2 separate regions of the Mus musculus genome follow, and region 1 is linked to region 2. A link is a contact called in ENCODE Hi-C data. All regions are on one chromosome and are shown on one strand. Each heading gives the region's core, a stretch centred on a gene start or an enhancer-like site at or near the end of the contact. The rest is flanking DNA. Distances are from core to core; before and after follow the strand shown. Region 1 holds the start of 1700030J22Rik (RIKEN cDNA 1700030J22 gene). Region 2 holds the start of Tmem170 (transmembrane protein 170).

Region 1 (5,142 bases), core at 1,396-3,895, 5.1 Mb after region 2:
TCTGCTACTGTTCCTTTCATCTAATCACATTAACAGTTGACAAAACACAAGCATCAACTAGAGTTAGATATGACAGCGCATGTCTGTCCCCCCATTGTGGGAGGCTGAGGCAGGAGGCAGTCAAGGCCTGTCTCAATCTTCCCTCATCGCCCTCCCCCTGCCTGCACTGCCAAAATAAAAATAAAATCACCAAAGCCAGAGATGTGTGGTTTCATCTTTTTGTTTTGGTTCGGTTTTCTTTTTAAGATTTGTTTGTTTTGCCGAGCGTGGTGGCGCACGCCTTTAATCCCAGCACAGGCAGATTTCTGAGTTCGAGGCCAGCCTGGTCTACAGAGTGAGTTCCAGGACAGCCAGGGCTACACAGAGAAACCCTGTCTCAAACAAACAAACAAACAAAAGAATACTGTAAAGATTTGTTTGTCTGTTTATTATTTGGGAGACTGGAGCGGTCCTTCAGCAATTAAGAACATTTGTTGCTCTTGCAGAGGACCCAGGTTCAGTTCCCAACACCCATATGGCAATTCACAACTGTCTGTAACTCCAGGTCCAGAGAATCTGATTCCCTCCCTTGGCAGCATTGCATATATGTGCTACACACACACACACATACAGGTGAACACTTAAGAAATACAAACAAATTAAATTGTATTAGGTTTATCTGTGTTGTGTGTATGAGTGTTTTGCCTACATATGTACACTCCATGTGTGCCTTGTACTTCAGAGACCAGAAGACAGCATTAGAATAACAGACAACTGAGAGCCACCACGTAGTTGCTGGGAATCAAACCTTGGGTTCTCTGCAAAACAAGTGCTCTTAACCACTGAGCCATCTCTCCAGCCGCTCTAATGTGTTTTGAGACAGAGCTGGCCTTAAACTTGGAGCAATCCTTCTGGCTCTGCTTCTTTTTTTGTTTTTTTATTTTGTTTTGTTTTGTTTTTTGAGACAGGGTTTCTCTGTGTAGCCCTGGTTGTCCTGGAACTCACTTTGTAGACCAGGCTGGCCTCGAACTCAGAAATCTGCCTGCCTCTGCCTCCCAAGTGCTGGGATTAAAGGCATGCGCCACAATGCCCGGCTCTGCCTCTGTTTCTTAAGTGCTGGGATTAAGCCAAGTACTTAAATGGCTCGCTTGTGATTTCTCACAAATTATATACCAATTTACTGTTCTGTTAGAATGCAGGAGGTCTGTATTGCTACCTTTCTTTCCTTATTTAAAAATTTTTTTTATATGTATGGATGTTTTGCCAGCATGTCTGTGTACCGCAGGCTGCGAGCCCTGCATGCTAGGAGACCAGAGAAGAGCATTGGATCCTCTGAACTCGAGTTAGTCATGAGCTACCATGTAGGTTCTGGGTATTGAACCTGGGCCCTCTGCAAGAGCAGCCAGTGCTCTTAAACTCCTTAGCTATCTTTCCAGCCCATATTTTTCCATTTTCTTAAACTCGTGTTTTTACACACATGGTGTGCACATCAGGTACCCCTGCTCTCTTCCTCACCTGCCTTAGTCCCTTGAGACAGTTTCTCAGTGAGCCTGAAGCTTACCATTTTCAGGTTAGGCTTCCTGGCTTACAAGCCCATGCATTTCTTCTCGAATGGGCTTGAGAAAGAAGATGGCTCCGTCATACAGTGCTTGCCACACAGGTAGAGAAAACAGAGTTAAGGGCCCCAGTACCCACACAAAAAGCCAATTGCTATAATGAATGAAAGCCTTTAATTCCAGCGCCAGGAAGCAGAGACAGGAGGATTCCTAGAGCTTGCCAGCTAGCCAGGCTAGCCAAATCAGTGAACTCTGGGTTCAGCGAGAGAACATGTCTCAAAAAAAAAAAAATAAATAAATAAATAAATAAAAATAAGGTGACTGAGGGCTGGAGAAATGGCTCAGCAGTTAAGAGCACTTGCTACTCTTGCCAAAGACCCACGTTCGTTCCTGGCACCCACATAGCAACTTACAACAGCCAATAATTCCACTTGCAGGGTAGGGCGTGTGCCATTTCTATGTCAACCATTTCCAACTCGTGCCCTTTTTCATTTTTGCCTAGGTTCTAGATTTCTGTTTTGGACGGGGTTTCATTCCGCCCCTTTTTTTCCGGCTCTCTGAATTCACTAAGGGCTGGGTCCTGAAAGGATGGCCTTCTGAGGGCTCCCAAGGCTCACGGCAGACGGAATCTCGCGCCCACGCCTTCCCACCTGGTTTCTCCCTTTTACTAATAGTCCCTGCACACTCCTTCATGCCGCATAAGTTCCTTCCCTCCCTCCAAGAGGCTCCCTACACGCTACAAGCTGAGAGTTTACCCTTCCTTCAGAAGATCAAGAGGGCTGCATCAAGCTCCTTCCATTGAAACCTCAACCACGCCCCCACAGACCACGCCTATCAAACGGCTCCTCCCTGAGGCCCAAGCGGCTCCCTAGGCCCCGCCCAGTCCAGGCTACCCCAGAACCGTACCCCATCTTCGTCTCGCTTACCCACCCTGAAGATTGCTTCCTTCCGCGGCTCTGCCGCCCGTGAAGTGTCTAGGGAGTGTTCCCCGGGGTGAGGACGTGGCCACAGCCACTCAGACGCTCCTACGGGGCCGCGAGGTAAGGAAGGTCCGGAGCGGCAAGTCGCGGCCCCCAAGAGCCGGGCTGTTGCCCTAGGTTACGGCCGCGTCGGAGGCGGGCCTAGGTGCAGGCATGCCGGAAGTGACGTAACCCCGCAACAAACCAGCTCAAGGGCGGAGTCCCCTCTGAGGGCGGGGCTAAGGAGCATTCCCGTCGCTCTGTGCGTGGTTGCTAGGTGCCGCGTTGCCAGACGCTTCGAGAGCTTCGCAGGCACTGGCGACGTTGGGCGGCCAAGTTGCGCTGCAACAGCCTTTTGCCTTCTAGAAGGAATGCCTCAGAGGCCACACAAACAGTGTCTGGAGATTTGGCCACTTCTTCCTTTGGGCAGAATCGTCCCTTCCTTCTTGGGATCCCGTGTTGAAAGCGAGAGCAGAACTTCGCGGGACGACTCATTCCTAGTTGCATAATTTTGAGACCGAGTCTTCCTTGTTTTGTAGCCTGGTGCGGTCTCGAACTCATGGCAACCCTCCTTCCTCGATGTCCTAAATCAACATTGAAGGGATCGAGGGCGTGGGCTTCCACACCTGCTGACAGGAAGGATTTCTGGTTTTGTTCTTTTTGGTGCTGCCCACTTTAGTGGGGCAGAAGCAGCAGTTTCTCGCGAGGGGGCCGCCCACTTCTCCACTATGCTGCCCTTGGTGCCCAACTCATGTCTAGTTCCAAGGTCCCTTTGCTTTCTGGTTTAAAAAGTATTAAGAAAACAAGTCTCCAAAAGCAGGCTGAGTCAAAGGCTTTTGGAAAAAATGGCTAAGAATTACTACTTTTTACACTTATAGCATTATATAATATATATACAGTATAGCATATATACAATCGATAGCATAGATTTATAGCATTAACGGCCTCTAAAGATGTGATGTATATGACACATGAAGTTGGAACAAAGTCCTCTTCTAGACTGTGAATATTTGTTATTTCCCCCATATATATGAGGGAAATACTTTAACAAGCATATATGATAGATATTGTAATTATATTGCTATACCAGCGTATCTAATGGGCTATGACACATATTTCTAAAATTTTCTATGTATTTTTGGATTTATGCGTATGAGTGTTCTGCCTGTGTATATGTATGTACACCATGTTCATACTGGACAGTCATAAAGACACACTCTTTCATTGTTTTCTAGGTTCGCCTGCTAGACAGCGAGTCTGTCACCAAGATGTGTCTCCGTTCCTCGGTGTTTTGAGGTAGGCTTTCACTATGACGTCTAGTCTGGCCTCCAACAGCTTCCTTCTGTCTCTGAATGCTGGAATTACAAGCACATGCCACCAGACCTGGCCACTCAACCATGATCTTTACAACCGAAGGTAGACAAGTCTTTTCAACAGCCACAGAAAAGCTCAGAAGTGGGGGTGGGGAAGGGGGCAGGTCAAATTTTCCAGTCTGCTGCAGCAGAGTCTGCAGTTCCATACCACTGGTCTTTTTCATACCAGATACTGTGTGGGGCGCCCTCTAGTGGTTCTACTAAAACCCAACATAGTCAGCCTCCAAAGTGTTGCTTTGTTTTGTGGAGTTTTACGATTTAATACCTTGTGAACAATTTTTTTTTTTAACTTTAATTATTTTTTAAGTGTATTGGCATTCTGGATGAATGTGTGTCGGTGCACTACTTCCATGCCTGGTGTCCATGGCGGTTAAAAGCGGGATCGGATACTTTGGAACTGGTGTTAGAGGCATTCATAAACATCCATGCAGATCCTGGGAACTGAACCCAGGTCTTTTGGAAGGGCAGCCAGAGCTTTTGACCACTAAACCATCTCTCCATCACCAGCCCCCCCTTCCCCCTACTATATTTCTGAGGTTTTAATTCTTTGAAAACATTCAAAGATGTTAAGAAAATAGACAAAGACTAAAGAAAAAATGGCAAAGAAAGAAAGTATGCCAGGTGTGGTGGTGCATGCCTTTAGTCCAGCCCATGGAAGTTGAAAGCAGGAAACTCTGGAGTCAAGGTGGTCCTTGACTCTCTACCCTCCAGTTCAGCCTGGACTACATGAGAGCCAGGCTAAAGCAAATAAGTATAGAATTGCATGCTGTAGTCCGAGGAGATATGCTAGAGCAGTCTACCCACTTTCCTTGAGAGGGTGGGGGGTGTCACCGAGGGGTTTGGTTTGGTAGTGGAGTTTGTTTTTATTTGAGCTCATCTGAGCCCAGGCTGGCCATGGGATCTGTAGCTAAAAGATGACCTTGAACTCCTGACCTTCTGGTCTCCACCTTCTAAGTGTTGGGAGACACCAAGCCAGTTATACATTCATATCAGTGTGCATGTGTAATCCCAAACTCCCAGTCAGCATTTTTATAGTTGACGTTAGAGTGCGCCATATCAGCTTTCAGAAACTACGGTGGCAGTAAGTGCACTTGAGTTGTAAACAACAGTTTAAGCCAGTTTCAGAAAGTTCTAGTGTCTATGGCTACTAAATAGAAACCTGAACAGGATGGAAGTTCAGACACACCTTGTGCACTGTTGACCATGTGCAGACACACCGTGTGCACTGCTGACCAGTTGACACCTATTCCCCTCTCTAAAGGTCAATGCACACAG
Region 2 (5,629 bases), core at 576-3,075:
TAACTCCCGGCCTCTGGCCTGGGTGGGCACCTGTACTCACATCCACACACCCAAACACATGCATATATTTAAAATTTTTTTTCTTTTTTCTTTTTTTGAGACAAGGTTTCTCTGTGTAGCTCTGGCTGTCCTGGCACTCACTTTGGAGACCAGGCTGGCCTCGAACTCAGAGATCTGCCTGCCTCTGCCTCCTGAGTGCTGGGATTAAAGGCGAGCGCCACGATGCCCGGCAATTTTTTGTTTTTAAGAAAAAAGCTATTTGGTTGACTAGAGAAAAATTTAAATAAGGCCTATTTAAATAACATCCCTTTATCCGTGTTATGGATTTTAGAAGTGATCTGACTTGGGGGCACCGTGACAGTGACAGGACACACATCCCTGGTTCAGAAGTTTTGAGCTCAAGAATCCTAATGTCTCGTCTTCCGCAGTGCAGGAAGTTAAATTGTGATGTGTACACACATGCACATTGATGTGACCAAGGCTGTAAAACCAGAATAGTCCTGCTTTGCATGAGACATCCATCAACACCAGCCAAATATACAACTGTGGCCCCATAATCTAGCCTACCATCTAGGCCTACCTAACCCCACCTATGATGGTCTCACAAGTGCCTAATGAGCCTCAGCTTTTAAGTAGACATGTGACTTTTACCACCCGAACTAAGCATATGGGTACTTGTTATTCTCTGTTTCGCCTTCTCAGGTTTGGAAATCTCCTTAATAGTTGGGAGAGAAGTAAGAAAATGAGTTAGAACAGACTCACTGAATCCTAGGAAAGAAAGAACCCTTCATCTTTTGGAGAAGGTCGCCAGAATGCTGTGTGTCTGTGTGTTTACTTATTTGTAATCACTTTCAGATTTGTTTGTTTATTTATATATGTATTTATTTGTAATCACTGTCAGGTGGGACACTAGTACTTCTGGAAACAATCTGAACTCCCAGACTCTTTTCTTGTGGGCAGGATCACAAGCTAACATCTTCAGCTGCCACAAAACAAAAAGGCAGCCACCTTGTCAGCTACTACACAGGCAGGTCCCAGGTGTCCACCGAGAGGCGCCTGGCAGTCGCTGCCCAGTAGATGAGACTCACAGGTGTCTGGTCGAAGGTTGCAGTCAGCAATCCCACCCGTCATCCTCTTTTACAACGTCACTGGGTTAGTTTCTCTTTGCGGCAGTGTCCTAATACCCCTACCCCCCCACACCCCACCCCACCCCCGCCTCTGTCGTCTTGCCTTCAAAAACCCAAAGCAATCATGCCCTCCCCTGAGGGCCTTTATTAATAACCTCAGGGGATCATTCTCTTCTCCACAACTTTCTGAATTGTAGCAGTTCTACAATGTAAATGTAACTTTAAAAGCCCTCCTGGCAGAAGGCGGCGAAGCCCGGGTAAGAGCTAAGAGCAATTTAGAAGTTCTGTCTTAAGTTCTTCTAGGTGCGGGTGGGGGAATCCGCAACAGGTCTGAGCAGGCTGGTGGGAAAGTGGGTGTAGGACAGAGTCAGAGGACAGCGTCAGCACACAGGCTCTCAGAGGAAGGATACTAGCAGTCACTAGGACTGGACAGCCGTCGCCCCAAGTGCGATTCCAGGGCTGCCTCGGCCTCGCCCTGGGAGGCAGGCGACAGGTGCGCAGTGCGCAGGCGCGGGGCGGGGCGTACCTGGGAAGGAGCAGAGCGAAGTGGAGTTGGGGCACAGGGTCCCGTTGCCCACCCGCGGCACGAGCTTCAGGCTGAGGATCTGCTGCAGGAGCCCGGCTGAGCCGCCGCCACCGCCGCTCCCCTCGCGCTCCATCCCGCCGCCATCCACCGCCCGCCGCGCCGCGGAGTACCGCACCTCCGCAGCCACGGCGTCACCTTTGGCCGGCCCTCTTCTCCCGCCCACTCCAACGGCGCTGCTAGAGTAATCGTTTCTCCTTCCAATCACAGGGCGCCGCAGATGGAGGGGGCGGGGTAACGGTTGTTCCCGCCCCCTGGCGCTGCGTTCGATTAGAGAAACCCACGGCATGCTGCGCCCCTAGTGGCAAGTTTCTTCTGCTCCATCTGGGTGTGTTGGGCTCTGCCCTCTTTAGTGCCACCTTTAAGTAGGACAAGTCCGGTGAGATTGCTCAGCGGGTAGAGGCGAGGTGTTTGCCTCCAAGCATGAAGGATTTGCCTTCCATCCCTAGGACTCATATGGTGAAAGGTGAGAACCAACTCCCATGGTTGTCTTTTTACCTTCACATACACATAGACTCACATACATTTTAAAATAGTATACAAGGATACATCACCAAAAATAAAAATTAAGTGACCACTAGCCTACTCAAATTTCTCTGTAGGACTGAATATGTATTGACAGAGAACCAGCCTAGCTGCACATCCCTAGATTCCAACCCCAGTTGCTTAGCCTGTCAAAGTCTATAGGTTCGCTGGGCGGTGGTGATACGTGCCTTTAAACTCAGCACTCAAGAGGTAGAGGCAGGCAGCTTTCTGAGTTCGAGGCCAGCCTGCTCTACTGAATAAGCTCCAGGACAGCCAGAGCTACATAGAGAAACTCTGTCAAAACCAAAACCAAAGCAAATACAAGACAAAACAAAAGACTGTAGGTTCAACTTCCGAACAACCAACAAGCAAAAATAAGACTTTTTAAATGGACCAAAACAGAGGCAGGCGGATTTCTGAGTTCGAAGCCAGCCTGGTCTACAAAGTGAGTTCCAGGACAGCCAGGGCTATACAGAGAAACCCTGTCTCGAAAAACCAAAAAGAAAAAAAGGACCAGAAATTCTCTAAGTCACAGAAGTTGAAACTTTTAGGAGCTGTGACCTGAGTTCCATCTCAGGAGCCCACGTGGTAAAAGAGAACCCATAACTGCAAGTTGTCCTTTGACCTGCACAGGTTCCCACACACATATGGCCATGGCTCTCCCTGGTTGTAAACTTGACGACGCCTGGAATGAACTAAAACCGCAATGGCTGGCGAAACCTGTGAGGGATTTAAAGTAGCAATACCTATAATCTGGATCTTTGAGGTGGAAAATCCACCTTTGATCTGAACCACGCCATCTACCGGTTTGAATATGCTTAGCCCATGCGAAGTGTGGCACGTATTAGGAGGTGTGGCCTTGCTAGAGGAAGTGTGCCACTGGGTAGGCAGGCATTGAGGTCTCCTAGTGTTTAAGCTCCACCCCAGTGCGGAGGAGACAGTTTCTCCTGCTGAGATTCTCTCAGCTCCCTCTCCAGCATGCCTGCTGCCCTGCTTCCTGTCATGATGATAATGGACTGAACCTCTGAAACTGTAAGCCAGCCCCAATGAAATGTTTGCCTTTATAAGAGTTGCTTCGGTCATGGTGTCTCCTCACAGTAGTAAAACCCAAACTAAGACACTGGCATTAGAACCTATTTAGAGATTCCAGTGTATACTGAAAGACCAGCGGGGTCATCCAGCCCCATGGACTGAACAACTCCTGGACTCTGGGCCTTCCATTAGTAGACAGCCATTGCTGGATTAGCTGGACCACTTCCTGTAAGCCACTCTATAAATCATATATATACATATATATATATATATGATACATTCAATAAATAATTTAACATATTCATTAATAAATATAAATATTTAAGTTCTCTCCCTCTGCAGAATCCAGACTAATACACATATATAATAAATCAATAACTTTAAAACCTTTTACAGCAACTGTTTTTCAGTATATTTAGACATCTTGTCAGCATTTTAGATTTTGTAGGATTTTTGCTTTTACAGGATAGCATGAACAATGCCAACAGCCCTTTCCCATAAGTGTGCTATATCCATTAATGCCCAGATGTTCACCTCCCTCCCAAAGGAAAGAAGTTAAAGTTGGGTTGGTTATAGCTCTGAGAGACGCCTTGCCTCATATGCCTGCAGCTCTGGGTTTGATCCCCAGCACTTCACAAAGGTCCCTAAGAAGCCTTCCAGGGAGAATCTGTAGATTGCCTATATAGACATGAAAATTTGGTGGTTTGACAGCCAAATGGAAGGACCTAGAAAGCAAAGCATCGATATTTTGTAGGGAAAATGTACTTTGAGACTTTTGAGTATTTGCCTTTTCTGGTCATCCAATCTTCTCATTTCTCCTTTGGAATAAACTCCCACAATTTCTATTACCTTTTTGGTTTGGTTTGTGATGAAGTCTTGCTGCGTTCTCTTGGCTGGCTTGCAACTTTCTGTGCAAATTATGTCTGGCTTCTTTTTTTTTTTTTAAAGATTTATTTATTTATTTATTTATTACATGTAAGTACACTGTAGCTGTCTTCAGACCCTCCAGAAGAGGGAGTCAGATCTCATTACAGATGGTTGTGAGCCACCATGTGGTTGTTGGGATTTGAACTTCGGACCTTCGGAAGAGCAGTCGGGTGCTCTTACCCACTGAGCCATCTCACCAGCCCTATATCTGGCTTCTATTACTTTTTTTTTTTTTTTAATGAAAGAATGAAAGGAAAGGAGTGGCTTCTTGCATGACACATAGGTAAAACTGGAATGATGTGGAGATTCGTACGGCCCCTGCTCAAGAGTGACACACAAATTCATGGAGCCCTTCCATATCTTTATAAGCACAAAAGAAGAGTCTAAGGAACAGAAACTGCTCTGAGAGCATAAGAGTGTAAGGTATGACAGCTCACACCTGTAATCTCAAATCTGGGAAGAGAAAGGAAGATTACTGGTAAGTGCAAAGCCAGCCTGAGCTGTCTCAAGTTGAGGAGGGGGCTGGAGAAGTGGCTTAGTGATTAAGTGTGCTTCCAGCTCCTCCAGAGGACCTGCCAGGAAGCTCACAACAACCCAGAGGACCCGTCACCCTCTCCTGGCCTCTGAGAGCACCTATACATATATGCCTCTCACCTCCCCTACCCCTCACACATATATTTTTTTTTCAAATGCAGCATTAACTATGTTTTTTTGGTTTTTGTTTTTATGGTTTTTCGAGACAGGGTTTCTCTGTAGCCCTGGCTTGTCGCGTCCGCTCTCGACCAGCAAGAACGACACGACCACCAGTCCTTCTAACAGCAGTTTATTCAGTCCTGATTCTTCTTGTTTATATCTCCCCCGAACCCTGGGCCTCTCACTCCTTTTATACTCTCTCTCATCCACGCACCGCAGGCCACGCCCCCTCGCCAGTCACGAGGCTTCAGCTAATCAGGGCAGCAGGGGCAAATCTCCACCAAATTGGATTCACCTGTATCCTGGTACACCTGCGCAGCACTCAAGATGTTTGTGTCTTATATGAGGAAGTCAGGTGCAAGTCATATGACTTAGCTGCAGTCCCTGGCACCTTTGGGACTGCCGCCACACCCGCTCCCCACACTGGCTGTCCTGGAACTCACTTTGTAGACCAGGCTGACCTCAGAAATCCGCCTGCCTCTGCCTCCCAAATTCTGGGATTAAAGGCATGCACCACCACCGCCCGGCCAGAATCAATTATGAATCAAATTAAAAAACAAGAGCTTGGGCTGGAGAGATGGCTCTTCTAGACATCTGAGTTCAATTCCCAGAACCACATGGTGGCTCACAACCATCTGTAATGGGATCTGATGCCCATTTCTGGTGTGTCTGAAGACAGTGACAGTTTAAAATAAACTTAAAAAAAAATACACTCTGAAAAATACTAGCCGTGCATGTACAC

The links. Hi-C counts contacts between places; a loop is a spot of excess contacts on that map.
Region 1: a loop to region 2 is called in a map of T-helper 2 cell, with 5 times the contacts of the local background. The contact joins the promoter of 1700030J22Rik here to the promoter of Tmem170 in region 2. A Hi-C loop is called at or near these places in 1 of 37 maps with a recorded cell type or tissue (T-helper 2 cell).

The regions. Positions count from the first base shown.
Region 1 is chr8:116,976,314-116,981,455 of GRCm38, forward strand. 1700030J22Rik (RIKEN cDNA 1700030J22 gene) reads right to left here and starts at 2,646. Exons shown (of 3, transcript NM_027103.3): 1 at 2,466-2,646.
Region 2 is chr8:111,874,850-111,880,478 of GRCm38, forward strand. Tmem170 (transmembrane protein 170) reads right to left here and starts at 1,826. Exons shown (of 3, transcript NM_025781.2): 1 at 1,654-1,826. The coding sequence starts at 1,786.